Linked DNA regions of Mus musculus: regions 1 and 2 are each linked to region 3. The links are chromatin loops, found by intact Hi-C in ENCODE. Cell type or tissue: heart. All regions are shown on one strand. Each heading gives the region's core, and the rest is flanking DNA. Links, peaks and the distances in the headings are about the cores only. Region 1 overlaps Gm35190 (a long non-coding RNA gene). Region 2 overlaps Gm35190 (a long non-coding RNA gene). Region 3 overlaps Net1 (neuroepithelial cell transforming gene 1).

Region 1 (7,119 bases), core at 2,652-5,151, 160 kb after region 3:
ATCAAAATTCCAACTCAATTCTTCAACGAATTAGAAGGAGCAATTTGCAAATTCATCTGGAATAACAAAAAAACCTAGGATAGCAAAAAGTCTTCTCAAGGATAAAAGAACATCTGGTGGAATCACCATTCCTGACCTAAAGCTTTACTACAGAGCAATTGTGATAAAAAACTGCATGGTACTGGTATAGAGACAGACAAGTAGACCAATGGAATAGAATTGAAGACCCAGAAATGAACCCACACACCTATGGTCACTTGATCTTCGACAAGGGAGCTAAAACCATCCAGTGGAAGAAAGACAGCATTTTCAACTATTGGTGCTGGCACAACTGGCTGTTATCGTGTAGAAGAATGCGAATCGATCCATACTTATCTCCTTGTAATAAGGTCAAATCTAAGTGGATCAAGGAACTTCACATAAAACCAGAGACACTGAAACTTATAGAGGAGAAAGTGGGAGAAAGCCTTGAAGATATGGGCATAGGGGAAAAATTCCTGAACAGAACAGCAATGGCTTGTACTGTAAGATCGAGAATTGACAAATGGGACCTAATGAAACTCCAAAGTTTCTGCAAGGCAAAAGACACCGTCAATAAGACAAAAAGACCACCAACAGATTGGGAAAGGATCTTTACCTATCCTAAATCAGATAGGGGACTAATATCCAACATATATAAAGAACTCAAGAAGGTGGACTTCAGAAAATCAACCCCATTAAAAAATGGGGCTCAGAACTGAACAAAGAATTCTCACCTGAGGAATACCGAATGGCAGAGAAGCACCTGAAAAAATGTTCAACATCCTTAATCATCAGGGAAATGCAAATCAAAACAACCCTGAGATTCCACCTCACACCAGTCAGAATGGCTAAGATCAAAAATTCAGGTGACAGCAGATGCTGGCGTGGATGTGGAGAAAGAGGAACACTCCTCCATTGTTGTTGGGATTGCAGGCTTGTACAACCACTCTGGAAATCAGTCTGGCGGTTCCTCAGAAAATTGGACATAGTACTACCGGAGGATCCAGCAATACCTCTCCTGGGCATATATACAGAAGATGCCCCAACTAGTAAGAAGGACACATGCTCCACTATGTTCATAGCAGCCTTATTTATAATAGCCAGAAGCTGGAAAGAACCCAGATGCCCCTCAACAGAGGAATGGATACAGAAAATGTGGTACATCTACACAATGGAGTACTACTCAGCTATTAAAAAGAATGAATTTATGAAATTCCTAGCCAAATGGATGGACCTGGAGGGCATCATCCTGAGTGAGGTAACACATTCACAAAGGAACTCACACAATATGTACTCACTGATAAGTGGATATTAGCCCCAAACCTAGGATACCCAAAATATAAGATACAATTTGCTAAACACATGAAACTCAAGAAGAATGAAGACTGAAGTGTGGACACTATGCCCCTCCTTAGAATTGGGAACGAAACACCCATGGAAGGAGTTACAGAGACAAAGTTTGGAGCTAAGATGAAAGGATGGACCATGTAGAGACTGCCATATCCAGGGATCCACCCCATAATCAGCATCCAAACGCTGACACCATTGCATACACTAGCAAGATTTTATCGAAAGGACCCAGATGTAGCTGTCTCTTGTGAGACTATGCTGGGGCCTAGCAAACACAGAAGTGGATGCTCACAGTCAGCTAATGGATGGATCACAGGGCTCCCAATGGAGGAGCTAGAGAAAGTAGCCAAGGAGCTAAAGGGATCTGCAGCCCTATAGGTGGAACAACATTATGAACTAACCAGTACTCCGGAGCTCTTGACTCTAGCTGCATATGTATCAAAATATGGCCTAGTCAGCCATCACTGGAAAGAGAGGCCCATTGGACACGTAAACTTTATATGCCCCAGTACAGGGGAACGCCAGGGCCAAAAAGGGGGAGTGGGTGGGTATGGGAGTAGGGGTGGGTGGGTATGGGGGACTTTTGGTATAGCATTGGAAATATAAATGAGCTAAATACCTAATAAAAATGGAAAAAATAAAATAAAATAAAATATGATCAATGTTAAAAAAAAAAAAAAAGAACTTGAAGAGCCGCTTGTAGAGAAAAGGTTACCTCTGGCTTAGCCTAGCAGTCAGGAGATATGAGGTGTCTGGTAGATAGCCCAAGGCCAGAAGCTCTCTCTCCTATTCCTTCTGAGGCTCGAGTTCAGTTAGCCCTTAGTACCACTGGCTACAGAAACGTACTAGCCTCTTGGTGCATTGGAGAAGGAACAAAGCAAGCAGAGCCCATGGAATCAGCCTGAGTCCAGTCGTGGGATCTCCAAGATCTCCTTAGCTGGGGAAGTTCATGAGCAGGTTGATAGAGCTCTTGAAAGTCAGTCCACACCACAGGTAAAGAGTGCTCGTCTTGAGGCCAGATAGAATGATAAGGACTTAAACCCAAGACAAGAAGGTAGTCCTTGTACCAACTGCCCCATATATACTCATTGCTTCAGGCAGCTTTTCCAAATCAGATCCTAATCTGCTCAGTTCTGTTTTTTGTTTTGTTTTGGTTGGTTGGTTTGGTTTGGTTTTTTTTGTTTGTTTGTTTGATTTTTGGTTTTTTGAGACAGGGTTTCTCTGTGTAGCCCTGGCTGTCCTGGAACTCACTCTGTAGACCAGGCTGGCCTCGAACTCAGAAATCCACCTGCCTCTGCCTCCCAAGTTCTGGGATTAAAGGTGTGTGCTACCTTCCACGCCTGGCTTCTGCTCAGTTTTATCCAGTGTCTCTAAGCTGAGGTTTAGAATATTATATTCTAAACACATGTTTCTAAGTCATGTCTTAATTAGGACATTTAAGGAAAGTTAGAGTTGGGATATTGCTACTTTAACAGGTTAGAAACATGCTTACAGATTGGGTAGGAATAAGACACACTGCTTCCAAGAAGGCATGCCTTAAGCTCAGGCAAGTAAGTTACTGGAGTATCTAAAAGCAGAAAGAATCTAAAGGAAGAAAGAACTTCCTCTCGAAGAGCAGTAGCAAGGGTCAGCGCTATGGCCGGCTTCTTGAGCTGCTAGATGGAGCTTGAATAAAACAACATGGAGAAAAGTTAAGCTTAACCATGAATTTCAACACCTTTGAAAGAAATTAATCCCTGCTCTGATTCACCAGAATTACTAAAGTCAGATCATGAGCCTTGGCTGCCCAAACAAGCTAGCTTGTCCACCTATCTCCAATTTGCTAATTAAGCAGACAAACAAGGAGAGGCTTGAATGGTACCCTTGAGTCCACCTTTAGAATCCTGAGATGAGGTTTAGGTTTAAATAGAGGGTAAGAAGGCTGCATACGCAATCCTAGTCCATTTGTGGTATCATCTGTCTCTGACCCATCAGTGTCTCAGCTCCAGGCTTTCGCTCAGGATGGAACCAAGTCAAATCTGTTTCTGAGAGACAAGCTCCTCTTCTGGTTGCCACCAAGCTTCTACCTTTCCCTCTCTTACCATAAGATCCCAGGAAATTTACTAGGGGAAATTCTAGTTCCTTGGGGACTGCTGTTTCAGAAGTCTGCCAGTCTTTTTCAGAATGTCTTTACACCTGCCAGGAAAGTTAAGGTCGCAGCAAAAGTTGCTCAGTGACTCACTACAGTGGTCAGGAGAGGACAAGCTTGCCTCTGCTTCTTAACTGATGGATCTGCCATCAAAACTACCTCAGAGTTTCTTTTCATTATACGGTAGTTTATTGAGCCCTCAGACACTAATTTCCTCACGTTTGGGAAAGGATAAGAAAAGAAATTCCAACAGAGGCTGGGAGAAAGGGGTGAGCAATTGAAATACAATTAGTTAGCAGAGTGTCAGTACATAACACACAAAATACAAAGGACTTTGCAGGACCAAGGGGACCCCTGGTGATGGAGACACACAGAGGATCAAGCCAGTGATCTACAGCAGGGACGCTATGCTGGGGAGCTGCCAGGCCTAGAGGGTGCAGCTCTGATTCTCAGCTGACATTTGGAACAATCACTACTGAACAGCCACCTTTGCTCACAACAATCTCTGGCCCTCCCTTCAACTCCTTGACTCTTAAAGGCCGGGTCAAGAGCCTCTAGGCTTTTTTTTGTGACCTTTTTCTACAATGTTGGTTGCCCTGGAAACTACTGCAGCTGGCTCTTGGCCTCCCGAAGCAGGCACTGTAATGAGAATCTCAGGCAGGTTTTTTCTGCTCTGCCAGTGCTGAGGACAATGGGTGGAATGCTGGCCAAACAGCTCTGGTTTCAGGACCTGTTCTGAGGACACTCCCCGCAGCTCATAAAAGAAGGGGAGGGAGCAAGATTTGGGAGGAGAGGTGGGGAGGGGGACACAGAAGCTGATGGCAGTGTGACTCAATATAGAAACTCTCTGTCACAACCTTCCTGGGAAAGGGTGATGATAGTTACATGGTGCTGTGTCTGTGGGATTACATAACAAAGACTAAAGTCTGTGGCCATCCCTTTCCTCACCTTGTGTGTGTGTGTGTGTGTGTGTGTGTGTGTGTGTGTGTGTGTCTGTGTGTGTGTGTGTGTGTGTGTGTGTCTGTGTCAATGTGTGTGTCTGTGTGTGTCTGTGTATATCTATGTATATCTGTGTGTGTTTGTTTCTGTATGTGTGCCTATGTGTCTGTGTGTGCCTGTGTGTATGTCTGTGGTGCATGTCTGTGTGTCTTCATGTATATACACATGTGAACAGAGGTCAACATTTCTATCTTCCTCAATTTTTTTTTTTTTGAGACAAGGTCTCTCACTGATTGGAGACAAGGTCTCTCACTAAACATGGAATTCACTGAGTTAGTCAGGCTAAGGCTAGCCAACAAGCTCCAGAGATCCTCTTGTCTCTGTCTTCTAAGTGCTGGGGTTACAGATTCATGGACCACTCCTGACTTCTCTGTGGATGCTGGTGATCTGAACTTGGCCTCCATGCTAGCATGTCTGGTGCTTTACTAAGTCACCTACCTCCCCAGGCCCAGAGCTCACCATTTAGTCGTTACATTCTTTCACTTTTTTAGTGACTAGAATGAAATCACTCTGATCAGATCTATAGATGACCTCATCCGGAGATGACCCTGTCTGTAGATGACCCCATCTATAGATGATGACCCCGTGTGTAGATGACCCATCTGTAAATGACCCCATCCAGAGATGATCCCATCCAGAGATGACCTCATTTGGAGATGGCCTAAATGGAGAGTGAATCTACTTCAGATAACGCTACCGATATTTAAGAAACAAAATCCCCACCTTATCAAGTTAGGAAAATGGACTGAGACTACCATAGGAGAACCTGGCTAAGTGGAAATTGTCTTAAGTGAGTATAAGTTAGTAGGACCTCATAGCTTGGGAAACAGATACAACTGTAATACGCCTAAGTCCTTGGTTAGCTATTATCTGCACCCTTCATGTTTTTCCTAGGAGCTGGGAATCCTCCAAGTGTGCATGTCTTAAAAGTCAAACTGCCCCACGCAGTTTGAACAAGGTTCAATTGCTATATTTAAAACACATATAGATATGTCTCAGACTTTCATGAATGCTATTAAGATGAATCCTAAAGCCAAACTACTTGGGTTTGAAGCATAGCTCTAGTGATTGTGTGTGTGTCCTTGGAGAAATTACTTAATCTGCCTGTGGGTGTCAGTTGCTTCATCTATACCATGGAGAAAACAAAGCTATCTCCTCTCTAGTGTTTTGGTTAGAGCTTAGTGGGTTAAGGTTCTCAAGCTTAAGAGAGGAGATTAATGTTTAGTGATGTCACTCTAGTTCAGTATTTGCCTGTGTGCTTTCCAAATGGAGAATCATTCTTCCTGGAGGGTTCTGATAAACCTCAGCACGCTCAGGACTCGATTCTGAGTTGACCTATAGCCCAGGCTAGCCAGGAACTCATTATACAACCTAGGCTAGCCTTGCACTCTCTATCCTCCTACTTTGAGTGCTGAGATAGTTACCATCCTGGCAGAAGTAAAGATTCTCTAAAGGGACATATGTGTCTTTCCCTTTGGCTATGAGACTCTTAAGACAACAAACCCCATGGAATTGGACTGTCCCCAGGATCTCATGCTGTTAGAAGGAAAAGTCTGAAATCTTGTGCCAACCTTATAGTGAGCTTTTCTCCTGGAAGGAGATTTCACTCATTTTTTTACATCTTACCAGACCATCTTGTAGGAGAGACGGAGTCTGAAACAATGGGGGCCAATGAGCATGGCTGCCTAGCCACACAGGCCTCTTAACATCTCATTAAACGTAACCCTTATCTAAGTATCCCAAAGATGGATGTGAAGAGCATTGCCACTCCAATGTAGCCACAAAACTCTCATGTCACGTTGTGCTACTCCACTCCCAAGAGAGGAGTGAGGAGCCAGTCACCCTCCCAAGGCTGGCCTGAACTACAAGGTGTTTATGTGGTTTTGTGGCCTGAAGGGACCTAATGAGAGGTCTGTCCCTGTACTGGCTAGTCAAAGGCTGTCTTCTAAGAACCTGAGGCCAGCAGGAGAATATAACTTCTACCACTGGCTCCACCTACAGCATCCTGGAGTCCTAAGAATTTAACTTACTTTTCCTTTCCAATGGGTTTGGGGAAGATCAGAAACCCAGTGAGGATGGATTGTCTATTTTTCTAGAGGAGAAAAACCTTGCTTTGGTTCAAACCTTCAGTTTGCTTGTAGACCAATACATCTTCATGCTCGGGTCTCACCCAAGGTCATGTCTGCTCAGGAGCACAGTGGTCTTGATGCCAGGAAAGCCAAAAATCTGCACCATCCATTCCCCACCCCCACTCCACCCTGAAAGCTGAGAACAGTCTCCTATCACTCTGTAAGATTTAAGTCACTGTCTAGGAGCTAAGCCTCCATAGGAGATGCTGGAGCCTTTAAAGGCTTTGAACAGGGGCTGGGGAGATGGGGATTGTTCCTTAGTAATGCTCTGACAAGCAGGAGAACTTCAGCTCAATTCCCAAAATCTAGAACAGCTAAAGGAAGTCTGTTTCTGTCCTTCCTCAATCCTCTGTGCCTATAATCTCAGGGACAATGAGAGGGAGGTGGAAGTTCACTGGCGGGCTAATTGTGGCCCATTTGGTGAAGTTCCAGACCAAAGACCCTGTCTCAAACAAAAGGCGGATGGATTTGAGGAACAACACCTGAGGTTGT
Region 2 (7,119 bases), core at 1,772-4,271, 150 kb after region 3:
ACACACACACACACTCATGAAGCCTGCATTCAAATTCAAGTTAGGACTTGATATGTAGTTCAGTTGGTAGAGTGCCTGCCTGGAGTGTAGGAGGCCTGGGTTCTGATCCCCAGGCCTGCATAAACTGGGTATGGTGGCACACTCCTGTGATCTTAGCACTTGGATGGTCATGGCAGGACTACCAAAAACTCAAGTTTTTCCTTTGCTATGTAGAGAATACCTAGCCTTTAAAATTATCACCAGAGAAGTGTAGCCCTAGAAAACAGATACAGGGTCCCAGGATAGGGTTGTACTGTACGGTACTGGGTTTGAGTCTGGGTTGTTGCTGAAATCTCCAGAGAAACCTCCAGGCAAACAGACTTCCAGGCTTCATCCTGAACCTTCATTAAAATGTGAACAGAAGCAGGTGTTTTTAAGAGGCCCATATATCCATCTGAAGATAAGCCAAGTGTGGAATCTCAGCCAAGAGCCCAGGGGAGGTGGGGGTGGAGGCTGGAAAGAGTCAGATGAACAACAGAGCCCTATCTGGGAGCCACAGTAAGAAGAAAGGCTCCAAGGAGGGGCATGACATGGCACATAGGCAGTCAAGCTTTACAGGACAAGGGCCACCTTTGAGAGAGGTTGTTCCCTGCCATGGACACAAAGGTCCAAGGGAAGGGAGGTCACATTGTTCCTACATCGAGCTCTGACATGGTGTGCCCAGTGCTATGTCACATGGCAGCATCACACAGCTGGCTGGGCTTGGAGGAAAGGGTGTGTCCCCACTTTGAAGCCACTGGGGCATACTTCCTCCCACTACCACTGAGTGCCCTGGACAGGACACAGTGACACGAGACCAAGTTTGGCTCACCTCGATGTGTGTATCACATATAACAGAACCAGAAACACAGGCTAGAAGGAGTCCAGATCTGAGTGTGGCCTTCTAGGGTCTGCTTACAGCAGGTCATAAGGAGGCCTAGAGAGCTGTCTTAGAAGCACATCAACACACCCAGAGCCTTGAGCACTGCTTTCTTACCCCTAGCCTTGCCAATACCCTCACTTCTTGTTGATCCCTCAGATTTCTGCCTCACTTTTTATTTTTATTTTCCTGTGCTGAGAATTGAACCCAGGAATCTTGCACATGTCAGACAAACATCCTATCACTGCCCTGTATTTCCAGATTTTTTTTAGGTATTTGTTTACTCATTTCTTTAATTTTAAAGACAGTGTCTCACTTTGTAGTCCCAGCAGACCTTAAACTTGGGATTCTCCTCTATCAGTCTCTTCATTAGCTAAATTTATAAGCCTGTAACAGCACTAGGCCCAGCAACTGCCTTTACCTTTTAGAGGGCCCATGCCTAGCATCAGGCCTGGATCACAGCAAGTGTGTGGTAAGTATTCATCTGAGCTGAATTCTCCCTTTCAAGTGACCTCCAGGTTCTTCCATCTCTACCATTGCCCATTTGAACCAATTGAGGATTTGGCTCAAAGAGATACCAGTCCCTTCAATAACTGCACACAGATGCTGGGAAATGGCCCAGCTGGTGAAATGCCTGCCTCGGGGTCCATATGGAGAGCTTGGGAGGGGGAGTGGAAAGATGGTTCAAGAATTAAAAGCACCTGCAGAGAGAGTGCACGGCTTCCCTCACCACCGTAACTCCAACTCTAGGGATCTGACACTCTTCTGGCTTCAACACGCACGTGCACACATGTGCTACAAATACATTCACTTAACAACACACATATGCATAGATAAACATTTTTTAAATACTTGTTTATGTATGTATATAGATGTTTTGTTTGCTTGTGTGACTATGACAACATGTGGAGTCCAAAAGAGGACATCAATTCCCTGGAACTGGACACCTAACTATTTTCATTTATGTGGGTATTGGTTTGGTTTGTATATCCAGGTTGACTTAGTTGTCAGTTTTAATGCTCTGCCGTGATACCCATAGCTTCTATGTTCGAAGATTTGCAGTTGTGCATGTGTCCAAGGCTAAAAGAGCTAATGAGGCATCCGCCAGGCAAACTTTGACAAAGTACTCAACTTGAGTTCAAATTAACTGTTAAACAGGAAACAAAAACCACCTTGCAGAACAATTAGAAAGACTAAGGTTCCAAAATAAATCATGTAGTATACAGTTGTTGGTACACATTATTATTATTATTATTATGTACCAATTATGATTATAGTCTCAATTTAAGGGCAGCTTAGTGTTGGGACATGGGTGTCAAGTTTATGGTTTCTCATTATTGCAGAGCCACTGATTTCTATAGGCATAGAGAAGGGCTGAAGGACAGAAACAGAGCTCAGAGATGAAACAGGTCAGAGGGCTGTTTGTAGAACTCAATACATTGTTAAGAAAGCTCCATTTAGTAATAATGACATTGTTTCATTTTTGTTCATGAATTGGCACACATGTGTAACATACTTTGTTCATGGTCATAAATAGCATGTCTTTTGGGTGTGGGTGGAAGCATTCCAAACTTGAACAAAGGTCTGACCAGGCCCACTGCCAGGCCCCCAGTATAAAAACATGAATCCTGTGCTTCTAAGGTACAACCTTTGTTCTCATAGGAGGAGACAGATTATTGACACTCCTAGGTGTTAGAGTTGGACAGAGGATTCTGGGAGACAGCTGCAGCCCATAGACATCATAAATACAAATAAATCAAAATTTTTGTAGTGTTTAATTATTTGAGTAAATTAAGATTTAATACCAACTCGGTTTGAGTTTTGCAAAAACAGAAAAGTGAGCCTTCTACTGGCCATGGCTGGGATGCCAGTTCTGAAGGCCCGGTAGGGCCTAGATACGAACTAGAGTAGTCTTCCCAGACATTTACCACATGCCAGGCACACTTGATTCCATACTTTAAGACCTCTGTGGGAGATGCTTGAGAGAGGTGCGGGGGGGGGGGGGGGGGGTGTCTTGCAGATATACCAGGCATAGCAGTACAGGCCTGAAATGTCAGCATTTGAGAGTTTGAGACCTGTGACTGGTGAAGTTACGGCCAGCTTGGGCTACATAGCAAGCTCCAGGCCTGCCTGAGCTACATAGTAAGATCCCGTCTCAAAACTTAACAACAGAGTCTTAACAGATGGAACACTGAGGCCTGAACAGGCAGCGCAGGCAGCGGCGGGGAGGGGATGAATGTGAGTCTTGAGAGGGGTTCTATTGGTAGGCCTTTCTTCTTGCTTTAGGTTGCAAACTTGGTAAAGGCCAGCCAGGGGGCAGGGAGAGAGGAAGCCATATGATAAATACTGTCCTTTTATACAGTTAAGGTTTGGGTGGCATTCCTCCGGATTGGGATCAGAGAATCCAAACTCCATCTCCCGAGTTGATCCTATACTTCCTGAAATGTGACTTTAACAATGGAGGGAGGGGTTCTCCACACACAGCCAGCCCCAGCAGGCTGCATGAGCCAAAATCAGGGAGAAAAACCTGACAGCAAGGATTTTCTTACTGGAGGGTGCTTAATGGAAATCCAGGCAAAGTGACAAAGATCTCGTCAGGCATTCCGGGACACCCCAGCCCTCCACAGAACAGATCTGAGGGGATGTCTGTTCTCCTCGGAGCTCTGTCACCAGACTCATCTCTGCTTGTGTCATTGTCTGTCATGGCGCACACACAAACAGCTTCCTAGACTAGGATATCCCCAGACGCAAAGCCGCAGCTCCTCACAGCGCTGATGTTAGAAAGAGTTCCTCTTTGCTTTGTTGATTGGTGCCCCTGGGCTAGGACACATTTTTTCTAATTCCATTCATCCCCTCTAAGGACAAGTCCCAAAATGCTTCCTTATGTCTTTGCTTGGGAGCTCAGGGAGCGTTTACACAAGTGGCTTTGGATGCCCGCAGCGTCTGGAGCCGATTACTGTTGTGCGTTGCCTGCATTATAGCGTGAGGAATCTAAAGTTCAGAGAGATTAAATGCATTGCTGAGGACAAACACAATGACAGGCCACTGAGTCATTCAGTCTGCCTCATAAAAGTTATTTAAGCCACATAGAACCAAGATCCTGGTAGAAATTAAACACAAGAGAAACCGTGCAACATGCCAGGAAAGTGTAGCTAAGAAATACAGAGACTCGACCAAGTCTTCTATATAAGTAGGAGTAGTCTCTCCATTCAAGAAGTTTATGCTGGTTGGCTAGGATTTTCTAGAATGAGTGTAACAACTGAACAATCAGGGAAAGAAGGACTTATAGGCCATTAGACAGGTGAATATATATATACCTCACTGATTTTATATATATATATACACACATATACATATATATATATACACACACACCACTGATGGATATATATACCTCACTGACGATATATATATATATATCGGTGAGGTCAACTCTGCCTGGCTAGAGAAATTAGGTGTTTGATAGCTCATCCATAGAGAATCTGACACATGACAATGAACAGCTCAATCTGTAAAATACTTGCTTTGTAAGCATAAGGACCTTAGTTAGATCCCCAGAAGCCATATTTTTGAAAAGCTGGGCATAGTGGCACACACTTAATTCCAGTGCTTCGGAAGCAGGGATAGGCAGATCTCTAGGACTCAAAGGCCAGTCAGCCTAGCCTACTTGGTGAGTTCAAGCCAGTGAGAAAGCCTATATTGGAAAGAGAGAGAGACAACGACAGAGTGAGAGAGGAGGAGAAGGAAGAGGAGGAAGAGGAGGAAAAGAGAGGCAGTACCTAGGGAATGACAACCAAAATACTCTCTGATCTCCATATGCCCTTCTACACATACACACAAGTGGAACACTCAGGCACATAGACATACGCACAAATATTGAGAACTTGCCATGTGTTGAGATCTGAGTTCAGAGCACTGCATTCAGAATCTCATAAAGTCTTTACAAGAGCTCTAATGTATGGACTGGCTGCTGAAGGGCTTTGGTACCTCTGGTGACTCATCCATCAGTGCCGATGACATTGCTCATCACAGCAAACCTGACTTCTGTCATACCTCAGACTCCCATCACTAGCCCAGATACTCAGTCTGGGGCTGTCACCCACCACATTCAGGAACAGCATCCTGACTCCATGCTCCTTGGTACTTCCCACAGGCACACACTTGATGATTGGTCACTGTCAATCTACAGAGGCTGGGGATAAAACACAGTTGCTCCCCAAGGCATTTAGTAATGTGATGAGAAGACATCCCCAGGCTGTCCACACCTGCTGCACAACCAGACAATGAGAAAGAATGACTGTGTGGGTCGGGAAACTGGGTGTCCTTCCCATAACTTAACCTCACTCCAGGGCCAGATAGTATGATATCTCTATACTGATCAGTCTCAGCATAAAGGCTCAAGGAAGACACAAAGAAAGATTGTAGTGTAGAGAAGGTACTCAATGGAACACCCAGCTAGATGAGAGTCAGAGGCCAGCTACCTCTGACCCTTGTCATGCCGGCACTCATAGCCACACCACACAGAACCGGTGGGAAGTGCATTACGTGCCTATTAACACATCCCATCCTCACAGACACTTGTGTGGCCTCATTTCACAAATGAGAAACTAATATGACTGCTTGGATGGTCAATGTCTCCAAAGGCCAGGTGTTGATGGTTTGGTAATCAGCCTCTAGTGCTGTTAGGAAAGAGTGAAACCCTTAGAGGGTGGGGCCTCTTGAGAGGAAGTTAAGACACTGGGAAATGGCTTTAAACAAAGTATTGGAACCCAACCCCTCTTTTCTTTGTCTTTCTCTCTCTCTCCCTCTTCTCCCTCCCCCTCCCCCTTCCCCTCTCCTCTCTCTTTCTTCTTCTTCTTCTTCTTCTTCTTCTTCTTCTTCTTCTTCTTCTTCTTCTTCTTCTTCTTCTTCTCCTCCTCCTCCTCCTCCTCCTCCTCCTCCTCCTCCTCCTCCTCCTCCTCCTCCTCCTTCTTCTCCGTCTCCTTCATCTTCTTCCCAGCTACCATACACATAGTCCCAAGACTCCAGAACCCTGTGTCCTTTGTGGTTGCCCCTCATTTATTACTGTTCATAAAATAGTAGGCTAGACAAAGCGGCAAGCTTCTGCTTCCAGGAGAAACCCTGCCTCAAGGCAGTAAGGAGGCAAGCAATAGAAGAATATTCATTCATTTCCAGCTCCCACGTGTACATGCACAGAAGAGCACCCACACACACTCAATTGCACGTACCATGATGTCTTCCTCTACCACACATCCCCAAAGCAGTCACAGACTAAAGCCATGAGCCAAAATGAATCTTTCCTCCTAATAACATAGTTGATTATCTTGGGTATTTTGCCACAGTAAGCGGAAGCTGATAATACACTGAGTCACAGAGAGGGTGACCTTCCCAGGATGACATCAGCCATTTGGCCCTTATTCTCACAATGATTCTGCTCTGGCATGCTCCTGGAAATATTCAGTCTTCCCAGCACCTAGTTAATGATTGAGCCCATCCCATAAGATCCAAAGGGCAGAGGAACCCAGCCACTGGATTGCCAGGCACCTGCTATTTTATGAATACTCATAAATGAGCTGCAACCATAAAGGACACAGGGTTTGGGACTCCAAAAGGCAAACCCACAGATAAAACAACCGACCCACTCAGACGCTCCCTCCTTGCAACCAAGCTTCTCACCAAGTGGGAACCCCTGTGCAACTTCCAATCACCATATGAACAGGACCACCATGATGCTTTCCTCAGTCCTCACTTCTCCAGAAAGCTTCCCCTTTGGCTTATGCTGGTATCACATCCACTTAAAGAGTTTCCTCTGACACTCCCACCCCCCCACACAAGGACAAACTGGGCCATGGTGGCATCATGTCTTTATGCAAATCCAGTTTATTAACCATGCAACTGTAGGTAGGTGCTTCAGTGTCTGTGCCTCGGTTTCCCCGTTTATGAAGTCCTATAAGCATAGGAAATGAGCATGAGTAAGGCAAACAGCAGCCCAGGGAGACATCCCCTGTTCTGTTTCCAGGTGGTCCCTGGACTTATGTAGCACAGCAGGGGTCAAGACACCAAGAGGACAGAGCCAGGTCATCTGTCTGCCCAGCACCCAGAACAGAGTAGTGAACTGTGAGTGGTATCTCTTTAGTAGAAATATTACTCTTGATTAATCATACTGAGGGAGGAAAACCTAAATAATCCTAAATAAAACACATTTCTTCTCAATGACAAGT
Region 3 (7,119 bases), core at 3,102-5,601:
TCTTTTGTACTCTTGTTCAATAGCACTTAATTGACCTCAGCTAAGCTCTTTTCTACACCAAAGTACTTACTAAAGCTTGAATACACACACTTTTTAAATCAGTGACTTTTTAAAAAACAAATCCACAAATAACTTCATTACTCATTTCTTTCATAATGTTTCTGTACTTTTTTGTTAGTAGTAGATTTCTCAAAAGTTCCCATTTCTTTATTGGTGCTTCCTTTTTTAGTAACACTTTTGAATGTTATTTATAACTTATCTATTTTAGTAGAAAAATAATACATGTTACATATTTGTGATTTTTAAGTCTAGAGTTTTAAAAATAGAACAGTTCCTTGCATTTAGAAAAGGTCCTGAAGTATTTATGATCTGTGGAATGTGTTTTATGCACTATACAACATTTAAATAAATGTTTACATGAGGGTCAGAGGTATAAATAATCTATGTTTTTCTTCAAATGAAAAACTTGTTTATGTAATCATCGATATAGTAACCTAAACAAACGTGATTACCATGTTGAGAAAAGCAGGCTGCCCCTGCATTTCACAGTATTTCCTGTAGAGGGCAGCAGAGAACTTAGTTGGTCTTCGGCAGTCCTGAGCCTGCTTGCCAACTTACCTGATAAAAGGAAGCAGTACCTACAGCAAAAAGTGTTTTTTACTTTCAAGGTTGAGTTTACTTCATACTAAATGTAGGTTGAGTTTTCACCGTAGGCATAAGGATAGCCTAACAGTCCCCTTTTGGTAGACAGAGGACGCAGTGTGACCTTTCCATCCAGGCAGAACAAGGTTCTCTAACTAAAGCTGGGCCTTGCAAACCAGTAACTTTATCAGAAACTTGATTCTGTTTACCAAGCTGTGCTATTTTTAGATAAGTGAAGGATAAATTTTAATTTTTCACATCTTATTCCCCACACAATGGAAATTCAACCGGCTGATTACCTCCATGGTACCATCAGTCAAGAACTGGGAAAACCTTGCTGTTGAGAGCCTCACTGGGCATGACCACTGGTTGAAATAAGGCCTCTCCTAACGTTAACCAACTAATTTATCTCTGTGCCTATCCTGTTATTGTAAGTCACCTGAAGTCCCAGCCTTTGCCTGTGGTCTCCTCTTTAAGACATTAGCCATTATTAAATGAACATCGGCACAGGACTCAGGAGGTTTAGATTTGAAATCTCGCTCTTCTGAACCTCGTTCTAGTGCTTTCTACGCACTGTGTAGGTTACCAGAACATATGCTGAGGGGTTTATGCCTGGTCTCTTGTCTGGAAGATATACCACAACAAAGTTGAACACGTTCAACTCTTTCCAGGCACGGAGTCACCAGCACCTTTGGATAAGTTTCTTAAATTCCCATCTTTCTCCGTCTTCAAGGTGACAGCAGTGATGCTTTGTAGCATTATTAAATAAAGTCACATGCATGGAGCTGTAACACAGAGTTCCCTTCCTGTTCTTCACCCCTCCCTTTAAGTTTCCTCTTGAGTAAACTGAAGAGCATGGGTCACTAGTCTGTGCCAGCTGAACGTGGACATGTCCATGTTGTGACTTTGGGACGTTATCTAGTTGTCTTGTTCAAGATTAGACCACAAACCTACACATTAAAATGAAACTAAGAGTTTACTGGCCAAAGGTTTGTTGTTTTCGTTTGTTTGCTGTAAACTGTTTTGGTTTTAACTGGTCCACTATGCTAGATCCAGTTTGTTTCACATAGACTTTCTGCTTGAGACATCAGTCTTTCCCTCTAGGGTCCCAGCTGAAAGACGGAAATGAAAACTATCCTTTCCCCTCCTTATCTTGGCCATACTTCACACAGAGCTAAGTGGAAAAACAGTTTTGAGAAGACGTTGGGTAAGAGACCCATGAGAATCCCTGGCAGCCTCTTTCCTAACCCCACTGCACTTCCTTCTCTTCCCTGCTGGGACTGTGTGGCCATGCTGTTGGCCTCACTTGCGTTGGTTTTTAACTGAGGAAGCTAACTGGACCAAGTGTCTCAGCGGGTCCTGCTGGCCTACACTATTTATTTGTATTATCTCGAAGGACCTTTGATCTTACCTGAAAGTCCATGATATTCACGTGCCTCCAAGTGAAGCCGTGTACCAGCTGCTTTTACAAATAGTCATCAACTCTAAAGCAGGCTCCACCACTCAAACAGCAAGATGCAGAGCCCTGCGAGACCCTGGTGGTGGCCTGAATGTGTAGATACAGACATAGCCATGGCCCTTCCTGGACAAGGTGGTGCTAGGCTGTACATTGGTAAATCATGCTTTAGTCTCACCTCACTGTTTGCCACTGATTCTCCCGCCCCCTTGCCAGGATTTACCTCTGTCCCTGCTGACAGATCTGAGATGCTCAGTAAAGATCTGTAGCTCTTTCCCTTCCCTCTTCCCCTCCTTCTTGCTTTCTCTCTCTTTCGTTTACAGAATTATTTTTCCCCGGTGGTCATTCCTCCAGTATTTACCCCTTGGACTGTGTTTTAGTTCAGATTTTTCCAAAGAAAATCCATGCAGATATCTTCTCCACACCCCTCCCAAATGACTCCAGATCTGACTGAGTGGCTTCAGTTGTGTGTTCTTGTTCCTTCAGATGCAGTGGATCAAAAGAAATTTAGTATTTTCTTGCAAAATCATTGTTCAACTTGTGAAACAGTTGCTCATATGTTTAAAATCGTTGACACATTGCATTTGTCCTCAAGCTCTTGGTACCTTATGCCTTCTGAGATTTGCCTGGTTTCCCAGTCACCTTTAATCACCTTCAACACCTCTAGCCCCAGGTGCCTGCAAGGTCATCAGCCTGTGGCCTTGTAGGAAGGAGTCTGTCTCCTCATCCTTGTGCTCTTACTCAGTCCTGGGTGAAGCAGCGAGGCATTGGAGGTTCACGGAAGCCCAACCTGGAAGCCCAACCTTTAGAAGTTTCCCTGCGAGCTTTCCCACCCACGTGTCAGGCAGGAGGGTAGCCCTGAATGGCACTTGCTAACTACACGGCTTACTTGGACTTGCAAAAGCTTTTACCCCTGCCTCTCCATACAGCCTGCTTCCGCCGTTACACACTAGGGTCTCGGCTACAAAGCCTACACTTTATCACCCAAGAATCTAGAGTTGTGCCTTTTCATACAGGGCTTATTTTACACTTGTAAATACTTCACTGTAGCTTTCCAGTTTCCCAGCATATAATATCTGCACACTGTTAATTAAGATGGGCCTACCTACTGTGCAAAACAAATCCGGGAGGAAGTCCGCTATATCTCAGGTCCTAACTTGAGAAATAGTGCCCTTCCATATAGGAAAGTTTTGGACAAGTTGGCAGCTGGCCTCTCCTGGGTGGCTCTCCCTGGGGTGGGGCTGTTCTTCCCTTTAAAATGCCAGGCTTTGTAAGCTGGACTGTTGGACCTATGAAGACCATATCAAGATAAGTTTAGGGGAGGATCCTGCTGTGTGTTTTTATGGCATAAATGTCTCACACCAAGATCGGTATACTGATCCTGGAAATTTGAACTAGGCCCGTCTAGCTTTTCCCAGGACCAGGTGGTCCAATAGGAATAGAGTGGACTGAAGGTGCCCTCTGTGGTTCCCTGTCAGTCCTTGAATTTAAAAAAAGGGGGTGGGGGGAGCAGGAACTACTTTAGATTTTCTGTGCACAAAGTAACAGATGTACTGTGACATTTTCATATAGGCCTCTCCCCCATGAATCCTTTGGCCCCCATAGGAACCTTGTTTTAAGAGGCAGGTAATTTTACCGTTGTGCTTAAGCCGGTGCTGCTGGGTAACTAGGCTCTTCTTTACTACATAATTTTTTAACCCACAAGTCTTTGCTGCGTAGTTTTTTAACACATACTCAGCCCTTTCCAAGGCACTAATTTTAGAGAAATCTCTAAATTTTAGAGGTTCTCTGTCAGTAACTAAGTGCTAGAGAAGTAACTGAGATAGGTTCCTCTGGCGTTCACTCGGCCTCCTGTGGGCTTCGGCTCTTTCTGTGCAAGTTCCAGTGCCTTTTTTATTGCGAGGGACCGGCTTAGCTCAGGCAGCTCCGGGCTCTCGCGGAGCAGCCTAGGTGCGCGCCCCTCCGCAGTTATCGGGAGTCACGTGGGTCCTGGCCCCGCCCCGGACTCCTGAGCTCTGCGTGCGTGCTCGCTGCCTTTGCAGAAGCAGAGCTCCACCGCGAGCGGAGGCATGGGCGCATGGCTGCCGGGCCAGGCTGAGCTCTCAGAAGAAAAGCCCGGCGCCTTGGCGGCGTTGCCCTGCAGGGCTGACTCGCATGTGGACTAACCCGAAAGATTTGAAAGGACACTTGTAAAGCATGGTGGCGCATGATGAGATCGGAGGTCTCCTGCCCATTAAAAGGACGATCCGAGTCTTAGATGTTAATAACCAGCCCTTCCGGGAGCAGGAGGTAAGAGCAGACCGAAGGAATGCTTTCCAACTCCGCAGAACTTCTAAGATTTTAAACTTCACTTTCAAACTTTTAATCGTATTACATCCTAAAATGTGCAACTATTATAAGCAAGGCTGAAATGTGTTTAAGAACTGTGGTCTAAGTTTAAGCAATTTTTTTTTACTATAGCATAGCTAAAATTGTGAAAAGTTACATACAAAGGAGATTTTAAATATATGAGTCTCTGGGTAAACATTTCTCATGTTCGATATGGTTGTGCTTCCCCCCCCCCCCCTAACTTGCATTACTAAGTCATGGAGACTGTTTTAAGAAAGGAAAGAAAAAGAAAAATATTTTCCTCTCGATGCTGGTGAACAAGTGAGTAAGTCCGACCTGGGATGCGTGTTCATTCTTTCCCTGTGTAGTTAGGCTTGCCGTTCCCTTTTTCCTTCTGAAAGGGTATTTGAGTCGGGGGAACACTGCCTGCCTGGCTTTCTAAAGTCTTTATGAACATTTATGGAAAAAATTATTTCATGCAATTTTTTTGTAATCTTGGCAGTTGATTGGTGCTGCGGTGTTTCCTGCTGCCAGTAGAAATGGTTATGGGTTCAGCCTACCAAATCTTTTGAAGATAGTGATGGTTTTTTACGAAAAATATATATGTAATTGTCCATTTTTTAAATGAGCAGTTTAATCACATGCCTCAAGGAGACAGCTTGTTATATACAATCATTGGGGCGCCATTGGGGGTTGATACTGAATTTTGTTATTTGTTTGGGTTCACTTTTTCTTACATTTTATAAAATCAACAAGAGAATGCTTCTTCCTACAAGGCTGTGAGTGAAAATCCCCAAGGTAGTTATCTTTCAAGGCCCTCAAGGTTGAGCCTTTTCCGTAGGATGAGACATGGGCTATTTTCCTGGAGCATCCAAATAACCAGGGTCAGAGTCCCTGCTTCAGAACACAGCCCTCATGACCTAAGGAAAAATAGTTTGTAATCAAAACTTGCCTTTATCTCTCTCAAAAAGCCTTTTTTATTCTTGTTTTTCTGTTTTTCAAAGTTGTTGCCAAGTGAGCGATTATGTTTGAAGGAAGGAATAAAACCGAGACGCAGGCTGCCCTTTAAAGTTCCATGATTTGACTGACCCTGAAGTATGCCTTGTCATGACATCATTGGGGGAAAGGTTACCCAAGCGGCTGTGCTTATAAATAAGATACATCCCAGGAAAGCTAGCATGAAAGTAGACGTAACTTTCTTATAGATACTTTGGAAATATTTTAGGACACCTCCCCTAAGTAGGGGAGGTGAACTCAAATTGAGTTCTCAAAGCCCAGCAGGGTCAGGCAGCTTTCCTACTAGGACGGATGCTCTGGCCAGCTGAACTAGATAGTCTGATTAAAGATTAACCTAAGTAAACAGCGTAGACCCCTGAGAGTGGCTTTGCCCCTTCCAAGTGAACCTTAGCCCTCATAAAAGGTTGCCTGTTGCGATAGAAGTTGCTCGACGTTAGCCTTGTTAGCATTCATGTTTATTCTCCCAGATTTGCTGCTTGTCTTTAGGGGAGACAGGCATCAGTGTCTATGAATCCTAGTGTTCACTGTAACAACCTTCCAGCTCGATAAGCAAGTCACCACCATTATATAATTAAGCCTGGCCTTGGGGGGCTGGGTGTCTGTGCCTGTGGGGGAGTGTGGGTGTGTACTTTCATCAAGTCCAAATATCACTGCTGAGTCCTGCCAGGGAGAGGTGCGTGTAGGTGTAACAACAGTCTTATGGTGCAGATGTTCTTGTCCTTAATAAATCAGATAACTGAAGGAGTTCTCTTGGACCTGTAGAAGGACTGCTTTGCTTATAATTTTCCTAGCTCAAATTGTAATCCATATTCCCAAAGATATAGATTTTGCCCCTACCTTTTTGCTGACTCTTAAGTGCCTAATCCATTTCACTTCTCCACCAAAAATAAAATAAAATAAAATTATGTTTGATCTTTTCTTCAACTAGTGTCTGTATCCTGAAATTGACAGTGATATGTTTTTACCTTTCATTAAAATTTTTCATTATTTGAAAAGGAGTTCCCAAATGGTTGTTCCACCATGTTTGCCATTTTGGTTTGGTTTGGTTTGGTTTAGTTTAGTTTAGTTCTTTTTGGTTTAGTTTGGTTTGGTTTGGTTTTTGCTTTTTTTGAGTTCACACTGGGTAGCCCAGGCTAGGTCAGGCTAGCCTGGAACTACTGTCAATGCTCTATTTAAACCTGCCAAGTACACACACTATACTTTCTTACCAAACATGTTAGACTTGACTATTGAATAGCAATATGCTTTATAAAGAAGTGATATTGTAGTTATTTTTAAAGAACTGTGAATGTGTTTAGCCACCAAGTGCAGTCTGAAGAAATGCATACACAAAATTTATATTAGTGCCTTACAAGTGCTTTTAGATAGACACTTAGTTACCTAAGTCTACATGTTGTAGTTCTCTAGTGAGAGGGTGCCTGCCTGATACTCACAGGACCTGCTTAGTCAATCAGAATCATTTCTTTTTCATTTTAAACATTACATGGGGGGGGGGGGGGTTGTTGGCTTCTTTTTTTTTTTTTTTTTTTTTGAGACAGTGTTTCTCTGTGTAGCCCTGGCTGTCCCGGAACTCACTCTGTAGACCAGGCTGGCCTCGAACTCAGAAATCCACCTGCCTCTGCCTCCCAAGCATAACATAGTTTGTAATTGCCACGAATTTAGAAGTTTTACATTAA

What was found. Hi-C counts contacts between places; a loop is a spot of excess contacts. Peaks named below come from ENCODE experiments on the same cell type or tissue, not always from the same donor. Only the 100,000 strongest peaks of a DNase experiment are listed, where the experiment ranks them.
Region 1: it touches region 3 in a loop (2.4-fold over the local background); 2 of 42 quality-filtered maps call a loop at or near these places.
Region 2: a loop joins it to region 3, with 2.4 times the contacts of the local background. A loop is called at or near these places in 4 of 42 quality-filtered maps.

What each region holds. Positions count from the first base shown.
Region 1 is chr13:3,727,600-3,734,718 of GRCm38, reverse strand. The region is part of intron 3 of Gm35190 (a long non-coding RNA gene); the gene reads left to right. Among named protein-coding and RNA genes, the nearest start is that of Gm35190, 36 kb to the left of the region's middle. In heart, for the core only: a CTCF peak has its summit at 3,867; a DNase peak (open chromatin) is centred at 4,148; H3K27ac peaks cover 835 bases.
Region 2 is chr13:3,743,449-3,750,567 of GRCm38, reverse strand. The region is part of intron 3 of Gm35190 (a long non-coding RNA gene); the gene reads left to right. Among named protein-coding and RNA genes, the nearest start is that of Gm35190, 20 kb to the left of the region's middle. RefSeq lists an enhancer at 6,023-7,119. In heart, for the core only: a CTCF peak has its summit at 2,737 (motif pointing left); no DNase peak of the experiment used is centred there; H3K27ac peaks cover 1,010 bases.
Region 3 is chr13:3,890,561-3,897,679 of GRCm38, reverse strand. The region is part of intron 3 of Net1 (neuroepithelial cell transforming gene 1); the gene reads left to right. Among named protein-coding and RNA genes, the nearest start is that of Net1, 24 kb to the left of the region's middle. In heart, for the core only: a CTCF peak has its summit at 4,201; a DNase peak (open chromatin) is centred at 4,119; H3K4me3 peaks cover 1,879 bases; H3K27ac peaks cover 2,118 bases.